2 separate regions of the Mus musculus genome follow, and region 2 is linked to region 1. Evidence: chromatin contacts called from ENCODE Hi-C or POLR2A ChIA-PET data. All regions are on one chromosome and are shown on one strand. The core of a region is the stretch at or near the end of the contact, and the rest is flanking DNA. Distances in the headings are between cores, read along the strand shown.

Region 1 (7,004 bases), core at 2,812-5,311:
TTGGGCCTTTCCTGCTGCCCTCCCTGTGCAGGGCCACCAGCTGCCCTAGGGAGAGGGTAAGATGCCAGCAACATCTCCCCTTCCACTCCTGGACCCCTGCCACTTCCTCTGCCATCCTAAGGGGGGTTGGGGGGGGTGGCAATAACCGGTTCCACTCAGAACTCTAGGAGTTAATTCGCTGGCTGGCTAGTCAGGGGCCAGACTTTTTATGCTGATGAATGTAAATGCCGTCCTCAGAGAGTCACAGGCTCTCTCTCTCTCCCCAACCTTTCTGATCAGCCAATGAAGCAGCGGGCACTTCAGGCAGGACTAATAAGGCTGGGAAGGGAAGAAGGTGGGGGGAGGGGGAGGCCTCTGGCACAGTGTCCAGGCCTCTCTAGGGCCAGAAGGGGATGAGGGAGGGAGAAGAGTGTGGTGGGGAGGAGAGTGAGTCGGGGCCAGGTAAGTGAGGGAACTTGCCTCCCTCAACGCTGCTGCTGCTCCGAGAACCAGGGCTCACCCAGGGCTCCAGACAAACGGGGTCTGGTGCTCTGTCTCCTTACCTTCCTCACCATACTGGTCGTACAGGCTCCGCTTCTTAGGGTCACTCAGCACATCGTAGGCCTCAGCAATCTCCTTAAACTTCTCCTCGGCGTTGGGCTCTTTGTTCTTGTCTGGGTGGTACTTCAAGGCCATCTTCCGATAGGCCTTCTTGATCTCATCCTCATTGGCCCCAGACGGGATCCCAAGAATCTTGTAATAATCTTTTCCCATCACAGCCACTGGACCGGTGCTGGGCTCCTTGTTCCTGAAAGAGCCCAGGGCCAGTCTTTGATGCCCTACTCTCTACAGCCCAGGCCCACTCCTGATGATCCTGCAGTCCTTAAATGACTCCCTGTGTGACCTTCAGCAGGTCATGCCTATTCTCTGGGCCTCTGTCTCCCCATCTGTAAAATGAAAGTTTTGGGCTAGATGATGTCTTCCCGTTCTGACATGAACCATTCCATGATTCCGTCTCAGCTTCTGGCTGAAGATTGTGGCCTACTTCTTGGGGCTAGGCAGAGGCCCAGGCCCTTGGGGCCAGCCTGAGGACCCCCGAGAGGCCCTTCTGAGCGAAATGGCACTGTGGACTGACAGACACACACAGAAGCTGGCGAAGGTCAGTGCACTGAGTGAGGTCACCTGAGCTTCACAGTCTCTCCTACGCCACACCTCAGGCATGATGCCCGGGCTGAGGACAGCTGGGTCAGGAGCCTAGGATGGGGAACAGGCTCCAGTCTCCAGCCAGCTGAATTGGGGTATGGGAGTTTGGAGTCTTTTCTGCCACCGGGGACCCCAGATCTCTCTGTCCTTGTCCCCCAGACTATGCTAAGCCTCACATGTGACTCAGATCACAGAGTGACTCACACCTTTGGAAACTGCTGTTTCTAACACCCTCGTTAGCAGGGGGACACTCTCTCCCCCAGCCAGGGTAACATTGCCTTTACTCATTTCCCAGTATTTACACACTGAAGTGTGACTGCTTGTCTGCGCTGCCTAAGCACCAAAGGCAGTGAACAAAACCATCAGAGAAACGGCCTTCTTAAAGCCTAGGTGCCAGGAGACCATGGACACTAACCTCCATGTCTTAAATCCCTTTGCTGCAAGCCCCTCCTCTACCTACCCTTACATTTTAGGATCTGACTCCATGCTAGGCTAATACTCCTAAGTGGGGCCCAAGGACATCAAGCCAGGGTTCCTACTCTTAACCTGCTTCCATCAGTGGACCTGAGGAGGATATGAAGGGAGGGGATATGAAGGAGTGGCCACGTGCCATCCTTTAGCCTTTTTGAGGTGTAGCCAACCCTTGTAAAACAGGGAGAACCAGAGTCTTTCTAACAATGTCCTGGCAGCCAGAGCTGAGGCCTGCCTTTCTGCCCCTGACTACCTCACAGTAGTAAAGTGTACAAGGCGTCCTGGCAGGAGTGAGGGCTGTGACAGTTAAGGGGGCCCCAGATAGGCAGGGAGAGTGACCTTAGCTCCTGCCTGCTGCAGGTGGCTAGGTTGACTCATGGTACTGAAAGCCACCTCACTCTGACAAAGAGAAGGCACTATAAAGGCGGGTACTCCCCCATCTCCCCACACCAGCATGTCACGCCTGTGGGGGAGCCTAGAGTTGGGGGAGGCAGAGAAGAAAGATCATCTGGAGGAGGGCAGCCATTTTCGGAAACGGCATTAAAAGCAGTCTGAGAGGGAGATGGGTGGTCTGCCATCTTTGCCTCAGCCCACACTTTCTCTCCCCCAGGACAGGAAGAAACCTAGAACAGCAGCAACAGGGTGCCCAGGGAACTCCAGCGGCTTCCAGGCAGAGGGCAGTGACCCAGCTTACCAGCCCACCCACCGTTTGTAGTCCTTCAATATCTCTTCCCCACCACAGCCAGCTTCCTCTCCGGCACCCACCTGCTAGCTGCTCTAGACCCATAATTCTCTTGCCTCTACAGACACAGGGCAAACTCTCAGGACCTGCCTCCTTTCCCTCCTTCTTTCCACCCTCCTTCCCTCTCCCTCCCCACAAGCCACGTGGTAGGATGACAAAGGAGCCCCAAGGCATGGCTCTGCCTTTGATGAAGAATGAGTATGTCAAGGTAGAGCTAGGGATGAAAGAAAAAATGAGGACAGATAGCAAGAGGGACCATCAAGTACAGGGAGGAGACAGGGTCTGACGGACAGGGATGAGAGATGACAAAAGGAAAAGGCTGAAGTGGACCACACGTTACTGATGGGTTGGGAGGGAGAACCTAAGAGCTGAAATATTGGAGATATTCGTGGAAACATGAGTTTGAGAGAGAGATGAATGACATGGGGTACAATTCATTCAAAAGTACAGGTGAGGTCAAGGGGACTCATGCACATACCGGGGGGAGATGAGGATGACAGGGAGGAAGGAAGGAGGCAATGCAGGGAATGGCTGATGTGGAGAATCTGACTTGGCATGGGTATGAGCGCCCTTCTCAGGAGGGACTTACCGAAACTTTACAAACCCATTCAGCGTCCACGCTCGAAGTTTTAAGGGCTCCAGCTGAATTTTAAACATCAAGCTGGCTAAGAAGTCTTCTCCCCAGAAGTGTGGGAAGCTCCGGAAAGCTCCTCGAGCCTGCAGTGGGGGTGCTGCTGGGGGTGGGCAGGACAGCACTGTGCGCTTAAACATGCCCAGCCAAGCCCCTCACCTCTGATCGCTCCACCGGAGCCTGCTTGGGACGCTGTAGCTCTGGAAGCCACCTCCTCAGATTCCCAGAGGCCGTGACCCAGCAAGGCCTGTATCGTGCCCAGGGAGCTGGACCCGGTCCCCAGGTGTAGAGTGCAGAGAGAGGATCCAGTGGCCACCTGCTCTCAGGTGCAGCAGTGTCTGGCTGAATGATGTGAGCGCCTGTTCGGCTGTGTGACAGTGAGGCTGGCAGTGACAGTGTGTAGTTGTTGAGTGGCAGCGTGTGTACCTGTGACAGGTGTGATAGTGAGGGCCTGAGAGTCAGTGAGCTCCTCTCGCCTCTCTGGGGAGGACCCAAGCCCAATCCCCAAGAACCTACTCAATGAAGTCACTGACGGGGAGTCTCCTCCCCCGCAGATGGGCGGGGAGGGGCGGGGCAGAGCCGAGCCTGGCCCGGACAAAAGGCGCGGCAGGGAGAGGAAGGAAGGGGGTTCGCGCGGGGGAGGGGGGTCGGTGATGTCACCCCAGCTGGCTGGCTGGCCTGCTCAGAAACGCCTCCGCCCGGCGCAACCCAATCCGACCCGACCCAACCCGACCCTTGTCGCAGATACCCAGCACCTGGCAGACCCCGAGCTCCCAGGCCCCTCACCCCTACGACAGAGGAGACTATGGGCCCACGGTGTCCCAACCCCCCATACCAGGACCTCTCTTCTCGACGCCCCACTCCCGGGACCCCCGAGTCCTCGCTCAGCGCCCTCACCGGTGAGGAGCTGCGGGCGCCGCCGCGGTCCTTCTATCAGCCGCTGCCCCCTCCCCCGGCTCCGGCTCCGCCGCCTCCACTCGGGACAGGAGTCGCCTGCCCGCCGGCCGCAGACAGCGGGACCGGGAGCCCGCCCCCACGGCTCCGCCTCCGCGCTTCCCATTGCCCGGTCTATCCGTCACTCAGCTCAGACTCTTCTGTGATTGGATACCTCTCAACGAGCGTCCGGGTGATAGCCACCTCTTCTCCGCCCCTGTCACCCGGCCACACGCGCACACATTCCGGGCAGTGATTGGTGTGGGTGTGATTGGTGCCCTCTGGGATCAATCAACCACACCTCTTCTCCATCTCGTCGTGTTATTGGTGAAAAGAACATAGGGAGGCAACTCCAGGCGCCCTTTGATTTTATTGGCTGGTCCCTGTGATTTCGACCCAAGCCAGTGTGGGCAACTATATTAGTCCAGTCTCCAGTATGAGAAGGTGAGACATTCTAGCCACCGCCTGAGTCCAGGGAGAACCTTCTGGAACGAGTGCAACCTCAAAGACAACCTATTAGGAAAGCTGCACTCATCAGTTGTTGGTGACACCAGGCATTCTTTCGAGTCGAAGGAGAGGCAAAGGCTCTGGATCAGTATCCAAAGCTCATCCCTTCTTACTCGTCTTCTATCAGATTGTGATCCAACTTGACCTGGCCTGGTTTAGCTTTCCCTTGTCTTGACCTGGGATTGACCTGCCATGGTTTAACTGTAACACAAAACAGAGCCGGATAGAGCTGAGATTCTAAGTGCCCCTGTGATTATCCTCTGCGCTAGTAACTGGTAACACCTTCCTGAGTCTCTGTCCAGATGCCCTCCATCTTCAGTCCTTTCACAGCGGCTCGCTTAGGAGCAGTGGCTTCTCAGCCACTTGGAGTCCACAGTGTCCAGTTCAACCTCGTTATAAACTAACCTTCCATCTTCTCCTCGCTGCCCGCCCCCCCCCCCCGTCCTTTTTCTTACCCCCTGTGATACCTGGTCTTCCCTCACACCAAATTTCTGCCCTGTTCTGTATCTTTTTACTTCCCCCTCCATCTCCCGCCTTTTGTCTTAATTCTTAATTCAATTCCCTGCTTCCATAGTCTGCAATCTCATAGCTCATAGTTCCCCCTTTAATCTTTTACCTCAGCTTTTCATGATCCTCTTTCTTAGCACCCTCATGCACTGTCATCTCTGGCCCCCCAGCCCCCTAGTAAATCATTAAATCTCAGCCCCAGTGTCCCCGATACTCGGAGCAGGCGGGCCTGCGGAGGCGGTCGCCAGCGGAAGCCGCCGCTCCAGCAGACACCGAGCTTGGCGCCCACGTTACTGTCTCCCAGGCCCATCTGTGCTGGAGGGAGCGGGGGGGGGGGGTGGATGGGGGTAATCTGGGGGTGAAGAGGGGGAGGGGGTTCTTGGGAGATTTGGTGACAAAGGCTTGAGAAAATTCTCTCACCTTATTCTTCGCCAGTTCTCAGGACCGGATTTAGATATCTATGAGGCCATGAAGAGCAGTTGGAACTGTAAACTGAGGCTTGGAGTACCTAGGCCCCAGAATAGGGCAGGAAAGGGGACTGGGTCTTTGGGGGTGGGGGGCAAGTTCTGCATATTCTTAACAACCCTTCTTTTCCCATTGTTCCACATGAACTCCCAAGTGCAAAGGAATTTGAGTTTAAAATAGAAAAAGGAGCTAGGGTGAAAAGAGGAGTTGGGCAGAGGGGCAAGGAAGGGGGTGTGGAGCCCGCAGTATGAGGACTGAACAGGTATCTGGTTGAAGGAGATGGGATGGGAACTGGATAAGGGGGCCGTAAGATGCGGGTGGGAGGCAAAGACAACTGGGCAGGTGAGAGGAAGGGGAGATGGGTCAGGGGGAGACTGGAGGAGCAATAGAATGGCAGGACAGAGAAACCAGATGAGGCAGAGGGAGAAGGAAGGGATGAGGCCACGATGAGGGAGTGGCAGGGAGTGGACATGGTATCCTGGGAAGAGGCAATCTAGGAATGGTACTGGCCCCAAGGATTTGGGGGCCACCAGTATCCTTCCTCCTGATGTGAGGGGCCCTAGCTGTGTTTCTTCCTAATTCTAGGCCTGTCTCTTGCTGCTCCCAGCCTTGCTCATGCCAGCACAGAGGGAGGGTTTAGCCATGAGCCTTTACCTGGCTCAGCTGATGATAAACTGTCAGCCTGGACTTCAGGGCCTGGAGGTTTATGTCCTCAGAGTGGTGACCCACACTTCACTGTCTGCCTGGAGCACTATTGTTGCCATTTGTCCTACTTTCTAGGGCATCTGACCCAGAGAACACAGGGCAGCATAGACTGTAAGAATGGGAGTGTGGAGCCAGTTAGCCTATTGGCCTTTCCAGGGCACTGGCCAACCCACACCTCATTTGTTCTGGGCAAATGGGCTAAGCAACAGTAGAAGCCCACAGGGCTTTTCTGGGGGTTAATTAAGGTGACACATGTCTTAGTTCTGAACATGGCATTCGATTAATGTAAATGACATTGACTCCGTGTGTTCAGGGCTATCTGGGTGTGTGAGTGCAACTAGAAATGTGTGTGTCTGATTGGGATTGTCATAATCATGAGTCTGTTTGTAAGTGTGTACCTGTACTTGCTATAGGTATGTAGCTTTGTGTCGGCACACAGGTATGATTAAATAAATGTCTGTGTAGGCATCACTCCATGATAAAGAGTGAGGGAAGTATGTGGCCATTGACACCATTTCTGCCAGTGTATGTACGCATCTGTGATCATGTTGTCCAGACACCCCCGCTTGTCCTCCCTCCTCATGGAGACGTCATAACCCTAGGTGTCCCTCATTTCCTCACCCTGAGGGAACCGGAACCTGTGGGCAGAGGGGTGGGGGTGGATCCAGTGAGGAGGTGTTTAAGCAGGAGCACATGTTCCCTCACAGACTGTGTATGGGAGGGGGAGCCCCTATCTTGCACACATCCCAAATCCTCCAGAGGAAGTGCTTCCCCCCTCGGCCTGTTCCTAGTTCCCTGTCTTGTCACCATGGCAGCAGTTGCCAGGGGCTCTCATGGTTGCTAAGACCTGGGTGTGGGAGG
Region 2 (7,004 bases), core at 2,016-4,515, 76 kb before region 1:
CTGTGGCTACAGAATGGAGATGCAGCAGCTTCGCTCACTGTGGCTGAGCAGTATGTCAGCGCATTCTCCAAACTGGCCAAGGATTCCAACACAGTGCTACTGCCCTCCAATCCCAGCGACGTCACGAGTATGGTGGCTCAGGTTAGAGCTCTTTGAAGATAAGCATACAATAACAGTGTCAGGAGCTAAGAATGAAGGTTTCCACTAACTCCTGCAGATTCCTGTGTCAGTGTTGGGAGCCGCCCTGCTTTGATGGTTTGATGTAAGAGACTTAGAATTGTTTGCAAGGCTCAGAAAACTGAGGCTTGAAGGATAAGAAAAACCAAGGGGCTGGGTGTGACAGTGCAATCCTGTAATACCAACACTCAGGAGGAGATGTAGGAAGTTCACAGTTAGAAGCTAGTCAGGCTACACAATGCAAACTTGTCTCAACAAAAAAAAGAGGAGGAGGAGGGAGAAGAAGAGAAGAAGAAAAGGAAGAAGGAAGGAAGAAGAAGAAAGAAAAATAGGAGAAAGATGATAAAGAAAAAGGAAAAACTAAAGCCAGGTGTTGGTGGCACATAGCTTTAGTCCACAGGCAAGCAGAGTTTTGTGAGTTCAAGGCCACCCTGGTCTACAGAGTGAGTTCTAGGACAGCTAGGACTACACAGAGAAACTGTGTCTCAAAAAAGAAAAGAAGGAAGGGAAAAAGAAAGAAAAACCAAGAGTTGACCGGCCCCTTTGTGTTTTGGGACAAAGCTTCAAATGGTTCTTAACGGCTCTTTCTCTCTGGTCTTTCTCTTTAGGCCATGGGTGTCTATGGGGCTCTCACCAAAGCCCCAGTGCCCGGAGCCCAGAACTCCAGCCAGAGCAGAAGAGATGTCCAGGCTACAGACACGAGTATTGAAGAACTGGGTAGAGTCAAGCTCAGTTAGTAGAGATGACTCGGCCAGGGAGTCTAGGGGCCGGGAGCTGCTCTCAAAAAAGATTCTGGTTCCAGCCTCCCGGCCAAATTTTAGTTTTTATTTTTTTATTTGAACTTACTAATCATGTAATAAAGTGACCAGTGGCAAATGGGAAACTGTCCTCATTGATTGGGGGATGAAGTTAGGAAAGCCACTCGGGTCGTCTTTGGCCGTCCACTTCCACCCTTCAGTCCAGGTCGGTGTGAGGAGTTGATTCTCCACGCGTGACAAGGATTCACTTCATGTGAAGTGAAGTCATCCTGTCGTCAAGAGAAACCTCGGCTGTACGGGGATTGAGGCATGGTCTGCTGAACTGCCAGCTGCACAGTGGTGCAGGGGCTTGGGGACACACGGGAAAGGACAGCTTGCCCTTATGGTATGGCGGTCTTAAAGGGCAGAGGGTGTAGACTATTAAGCTATTAATAAACTAGGGTTTACAAAAGCAGTTGAGAGATGGCTGTGGTGATGCAGACTAACGGACTGTGAGATCAAGGCCAACTTTAAGTACTTAGTGGGACCCTGTCTCAAAGCAGCAATAACAGAACTGAACCCCAGAGGTGTCTGCTTTCACAGAATCCAAGTCAGGGTGGCAATACAAGGAAGCAGAGCGTGATAAAAAGTCATAAGCCAGGCTGGTAAGGTGGCTCTGTGAGTAAAAGCCTCCTGCAGTACAAGCCGAATGGCCTGAGTTGGATCCACTGTAAGTTCAAAGTGCTCTGGTGAACCGACAAGTTGAGAGTTCCAGGAAACCTCGCTGAAAATTATACTTGAGCTCAGACATGAAGGAGGAGAGAGAGACCCATTCAGATGCCCATTGGCAGAGCATACCTGGCTTATGAACACAAGAGCAAAGAAACTGCTGTGCTGTGGCTGAACGGTTACCAGAAGCAAAGCAGCAGCAACTAGATGTATTTAAAGGGGGAAGAGGGACTTACGTGTAAATTTGTAGGACCCCTATAGGTAGGTGCCACACATTTACTAAGAAGATAAAAGTTGTTTTTTCCTACTGAGATAAAACTCACATACCATACAGATAACCCACTTTTTTGTTTTCTAGAGCAAGGGTCACCGTGTGTAGCCCAGGCTGATTAAATGCATGTGACCTAACCTGCCTATACCTCCCGAGTGCTGCCATACTCTGCCAGCTTACTCATTTCATGTTTTCAAGACAGGGTTCTCAGTGCAGCCTTGGCTAGAACAAGCTCTGTGGACCAAGCTGGAACTCAGAGAGATCCGCCCGCCTCTGCCTTGAGAGTGATGCCTTCAGTGAGTGTTTGCCACCGCTGATTTTTAGGTGGTTACTGTTTTGAGACAGTGTCTCCTTTATCCCAGGCTGGCCCCAGAGGAGCTGTGGTGTCGAGGACGATCTTGGTGGTTAAGAGGATCCTGCCTCTGCCTCCCAAGTGCTGGCATCTCAGACGTGTGCAAGTGTACCAGGTTTTCTAGAATGCTAACTAAAAATCAGGCTGGGTTAGCCCAGGTTTTTGCGAATGCTAAGCAAACTCTGTCAATTGGGATTAAAGGTGTTTGCCACCACCACCTGTCATGTATAAGTTTTTATTTAGATGTATTTTTAAAGACAGGTTTTTTGGGTTTTGTTGTTTTTTTTTTTTGTTTGTTTGTTTGTTTGTTTGGTTGGTTGGTTGGTTTTTTGAGACAGGGTTTCTCTGTAGAGCCCTGGCTGTCCTGGAATTCACTTTGTAGACCAGGCTGACCTGGAACTCAGAAATCCGCCTGCTTCTGCCTCCCAAGTGCTGGGATTAAAGGCGTGCACCACCATTGCCCGGCTAGTTTATGTTTTTTGTTACTGTGAAAAAGTGCTCTTGACAAGAACATCTAAAGGAGCTAGTTACCAGACAGTTTTAGTTCATCACGGGAGGGAAGTCTCAGCAGTGAGAACTTGAAGCATGGGGCTGGGAAGATGGCTCAGTGATTAAGAGCATGTACTGCTCTTGCTGAAGACCAAAGTTTAGTTCCCAGCACTCAGACCTTGTGTTGAAAAACAACCAAAAATGGACAGTGAGTCTGGAGAGAGGGCTGAGTGGCTAAAAGCAATTGCAGCACAAAGTGCATTGTACAAACATACATATAATAAAATGCTCGGTGGTCCCTGGGCTTTTCTTCTTTCATGCTTCTGTACACACCCAGTCATCATCCCCCTCTCTTAGACCTTGCCCTCATTTATGAATTACTGAACCTCCTATCAAAGTTTTCAGCCCCACGTTTCTTGTCGAACTTCCCTGCTGGTGCCGGCAGGCGGCGACAAATCTCCTGGTAGGGCGCTCTGTCAGGCTTGCACACCTCTGTGGTGCCAGACAGCGAGCCCTGCCGCTGCACTTCCGGGCGCGGATCCAGGTGAGCCAAGGTCTCCCTGTTACCTCTGTTACTGTCACCCCTAGGACGGGTGTCTCAGCTTACTGCCGGGGTGCCCAGTATCAGAGGGAGCATGTCCAGGTGTTGGCCGGGTTCCCACCGGAGGAGACAGAGCTGCCGGGACTTCTGGATCCCAGCTTAGCTCAATGGGCTTTATACCGGGCTTCCTGGGGACGTCGTTCCTTCGGTTTTTTCTTGAGCCTGGCCGCCCGGAAGCGGAGCAAGACTCCTCCCCGTCGTTTCCTCGGTTCCCGCCAGGCGGCGCCGTTTACTCAATCCAGTTAATCCGTGTGGTTTCTGTCTATTGCCACCCTGGAAATGTTGAGTTAGTCCGAAGAGAGCCATTGAAATGGACTGTCAGAGAACAATCTACCTACCATTTGGAATAGTCTTCCTCCTAGACTGTGGTTTGACAGCATTAGATCTCCCGGTTGGATATGCACAGGCTCCCGTGCTCACCCCCAGAACCTGAATCGGTAGGTGTAGCCTGGGCGTCAGGTTGAGATCCAAGGTCTCAGCCTCTCACCGTCAGATGGTATGACTGGTAGAAACAGCTGCAACGAGTTAGCTATGGTTTGTTTACGTCCTGAAGTTTATAGCAGTACGTGATTGTTGTTGGGCATTGTTTTGAGAGCCAAAACGTCCATGGTTTCTTCGCACCCCAATGAACATTCTCTTCTCTCCCAGGATGCGGAAGGTGTCTGTGCTCCTCTTCTTAGCCTGGGTCTGTTTTCTTTTCTACGCTGGCATTGCACTCTTCACCAGTGGCTTCCTTCTCACTCGTCTGGAGCTCACCAATCAAAGCAGCTGCCAAGAGCTCCCAGGCCCTGGTCCCTTGCCGTGGGGAAGTCATGGAAAGCCTGGGGCTTGCTGGATGCCTTCCCGCTTCTCCAGGGTGGTTTTGGTACTGATAGACGCTCTGCGGTTTGACTTTGCCCAGCCTCAGCGCTCGCATGTGCCTGGGGAACCTCCTGTCTCCGTGCCTTTTCTGGGAAAATTAGGTTCCTTGCAGAGGATCCTAGAGAGTCAACCCCACCATGGCCGGCTGTACCGATCTCAGGTGGACCCCCCCACGACCACCATGCAGCGTCTAAAGGCTCTCACCACTGGCTCGCTGCCGACTTTCATTGATGCTGGCAGTAACTTTGCCAGCCATGCTATAGTGGAAGATAATGTCATCCAACAGCTCAACAGTGCAGGTCAGTATGTGCCTCTGGGGACTATAGAAGCTGGGGAGCCAGGACTTCAGGTACCCAGCCGTATATTTGGCTATGGTGTAGGGAAACAGAGAGTAGAAATAGATGGGATCTTGTGTGTAGAAAGGCCCAGAGATTTTTGTCCTCAATGAAGCTTCTAATCTGCACAAAATGTTTGTTTGTAACTCGTGGGAGCATCCGATTAAGGAAGAAATGAAGATAGGAATTTGCAAGGATGGAGAAAAAAGGGTAGAGGGATCCAAGTTATGTTCACTCACTGCTTATGAAGAGAGCAGGTCAAGGGCACTGCATTGCGCATGTGTCTTTAATCCCAGCACTCAAGAGGCAGAGGCAAGAGGATCTCTGAGTTCCAGATGAGCCTGGTCTGTAGAGTAAGACCTGTCTCAAAACAGGATGTGTGGTTGGGATAGTACTCTCAAGAGTGTGCTCGTGCGTGCGCACGCACACACACACACACAGCGTATGGATGTGACATGGTACACTTATGGAGGTGAGAAGACAACTTTGGAAGTTGATTTTCTCCTTCTACCCTGTGGGTTCTGAGTATTGAACTCAAGTGGTCCGGATTGGTGGCAAGCTCTTTGACTCACTGAGCTGTCTCCCCTTGCCCTTTGTGTTTTGTTTGTTTGTTTGTTTGTTTTTTTCTAGAGTCTTCTCTTATAATCTCCCCTGTTCTGGCTCTCACATGAACAAGATACGATCGATCCGATTCCCCTCTTGTCTCTACAGGAAGGCGTGTAGTCTTCATGGGAGATGATACCTGGAGAGACCTCTTCCCCGGAGCCTTTTCTCAAGCTTTCTTCTTCTCATCCTTCAATGTCAGAGACCTGCACACAGTGGATAACGGCATCTTGGAACACCTCTATCCTACCCGTGAGTAAGAAGCGCTCAGTCCCTCACTGACCCCAGGAGCTGTGGAGGGTTCCTTTAGTCTGCAGACTCTGGGTCCAGCAGCCTGGGGCTTATACCACTGGGTGCAGAGGAACATCAAAGCCTGATGGAGGGAGGCGTGGGCTTCACCGCCCTGTGCTCAGTGTTCTCCCCTCCACAGTGGACGGCGGTTCGTGGGATGTGCTGATCGCTCACTTCCTGGGTGTGGATCACTGTGGTCACAAGCACGGCCCTCACCACCCTGAAATGGCCAAGAAACTTAGCCAGATGGACCAGGTGATACAGTGAGTGTGGGGTGCTGGCTGAGGGAGGGGGTTGCATTTGAGAATCTCAGGATGTAGGATTCCACGAGGGAAAAAAAATCCTGTGTGGAGCCTGGATGAATTCTATATATGTATGTATTTTGAGACAGGGTTTCATTATGTAGCTTTGGCTGACCAGGAACTTGCAATATAAGCCAGACCAGGCTGGACTCAAACTCACAAAGATTTGTTTTCTTGTTCTTTTTGAGACAGGTTTTGTGTGTGTGTGTGTGTGTGTGTGTGTGTGTGTGTAGCCCTGGCTATCCTAGAACTCACTTTGTAGACCAGGCTGCCCTCGAACTCAGAGATCCACCTGCCTCTGACTCCCGAGTGCTGGAATTAAGGGCTTGTGCCTCCACTGCCCGGCAGCTCTGGAATACTTTATACAAGTTTTTCCTTCAAAACGTAGAGACATCATCCACTTTGAACAACTTGGTGTGTAGCTCTGGCTGCAGAGTTGTGACTGAAGAGGTGTCTTTTTGACAGAAGTTTAGACCCTGGCAATGGAAGTGAGTGGTGGGGGTGAATGGCCCGAGAAGAATCTTTACCTCTCCCTGCCCTCTCACACGTGTTCTTGACCCCCAGGGGACTCATAGAACGCCTGGAGAATGACACACTGCTGGTGGTAGCCGGTGACCATGGGATGACCATGAATGGGGACCATGGAGGGGACAGTGAGCTGGAGGTGTCAGCTGCACTTTTCCTGTACAGCCCCACAGCTCTCTTCCCTAGTGTCCCACCCGAGGTAAGGCCTGGGTCGCACCTCTGCTGGTCTCCCTACATTGTGATCCCCTTATTGTAGGCTCCCCACACCAGGATCTGGTCCTAACAGTCATTTATTTTTATTTATGTGTGTATGATGTATGTAGGAGGTAATTGCACGTGTGCGTGCTGGTATGCACTTGTGTGTGCGTGTGAGGCAGAGGATGTCGGTGTTTGCTCCTAATTTTACTGAAACAGTGCCTCTCACTGAACCCGGAGCTAGCCTGAAGACCAGAAAGCCTCCTGCCTCTGCCCACCATGGCACTAAGTTATAGGCACGCATGGTCACAGCCTGCTTTGACTATCTCACCCACGGAACCATCACTCCGGACACCCCCTCCCACTATTCTTACCTAGGCCTGGCGACGCCGTTGACACTTGAACTTCCCTTCCAGGAGCCGGAGGTTATTCCTCAGGTCAGCCTTGTGCCCACGCTGGCACTGCTGCTAGGCCTGCCCATCCCGTTTGGGAACACTGGGGAAGTGATGGCAGAGCTATTCTCAGGTGGCAGTGAC

Evidence for each region. Hi-C counts contacts between places; a loop is a spot of excess contacts on that map. ChIA-PET counts read pairs that join two places held with the same protein, here RNA polymerase II (POLR2A).
Region 2: a map of T-helper 2 cell shows a loop between it and region 1 (2.6-fold over the local background). The contact joins the promoter of Pigo here to the promoter of Dnajb5 in region 1. A Hi-C loop is called at or near these places in 1 of 37 maps with a recorded cell type or tissue (T-helper 2 cell). POLR2A ChIA-PET finds 5 or more read pairs at or near these places in 1 of 5 experiments (Patski).

Annotation. Positions count from the first base shown.
Region 1 is chr4:42,946,924-42,953,927 of GRCm38, reverse strand. Dnajb5 (DnaJ heat shock protein family (Hsp40) member B5) reads right to left here and starts at 4,061. Exons shown (of 5, transcript NM_001355438.1): 1 at 3,924-4,061; 2 at 2,985-3,452; 3 at 543-787. The coding sequence starts at 3,166.
Region 2 is chr4:43,022,075-43,029,078 of GRCm38, reverse strand. It overlaps Pigo (phosphatidylinositol glycan anchor biosynthesis, class O), which reads left to right and starts at 3,265. Exons shown (of 11, transcript NM_001305386.1): 1 at 3,265-3,299; 2 at 4,005-4,516; 3 at 5,264-5,407; 4 at 5,586-5,709; 5 at 6,313-6,472; 6 at 6,885-7,004. The coding sequence starts at 4,006. It overlaps Stoml2 (stomatin (Epb7.2)-like 2), which reads left to right. Exons shown (of 10, transcript NM_023231.2): 9 at 13-141; 10 at 786-1,389. The coding sequence ends at 914.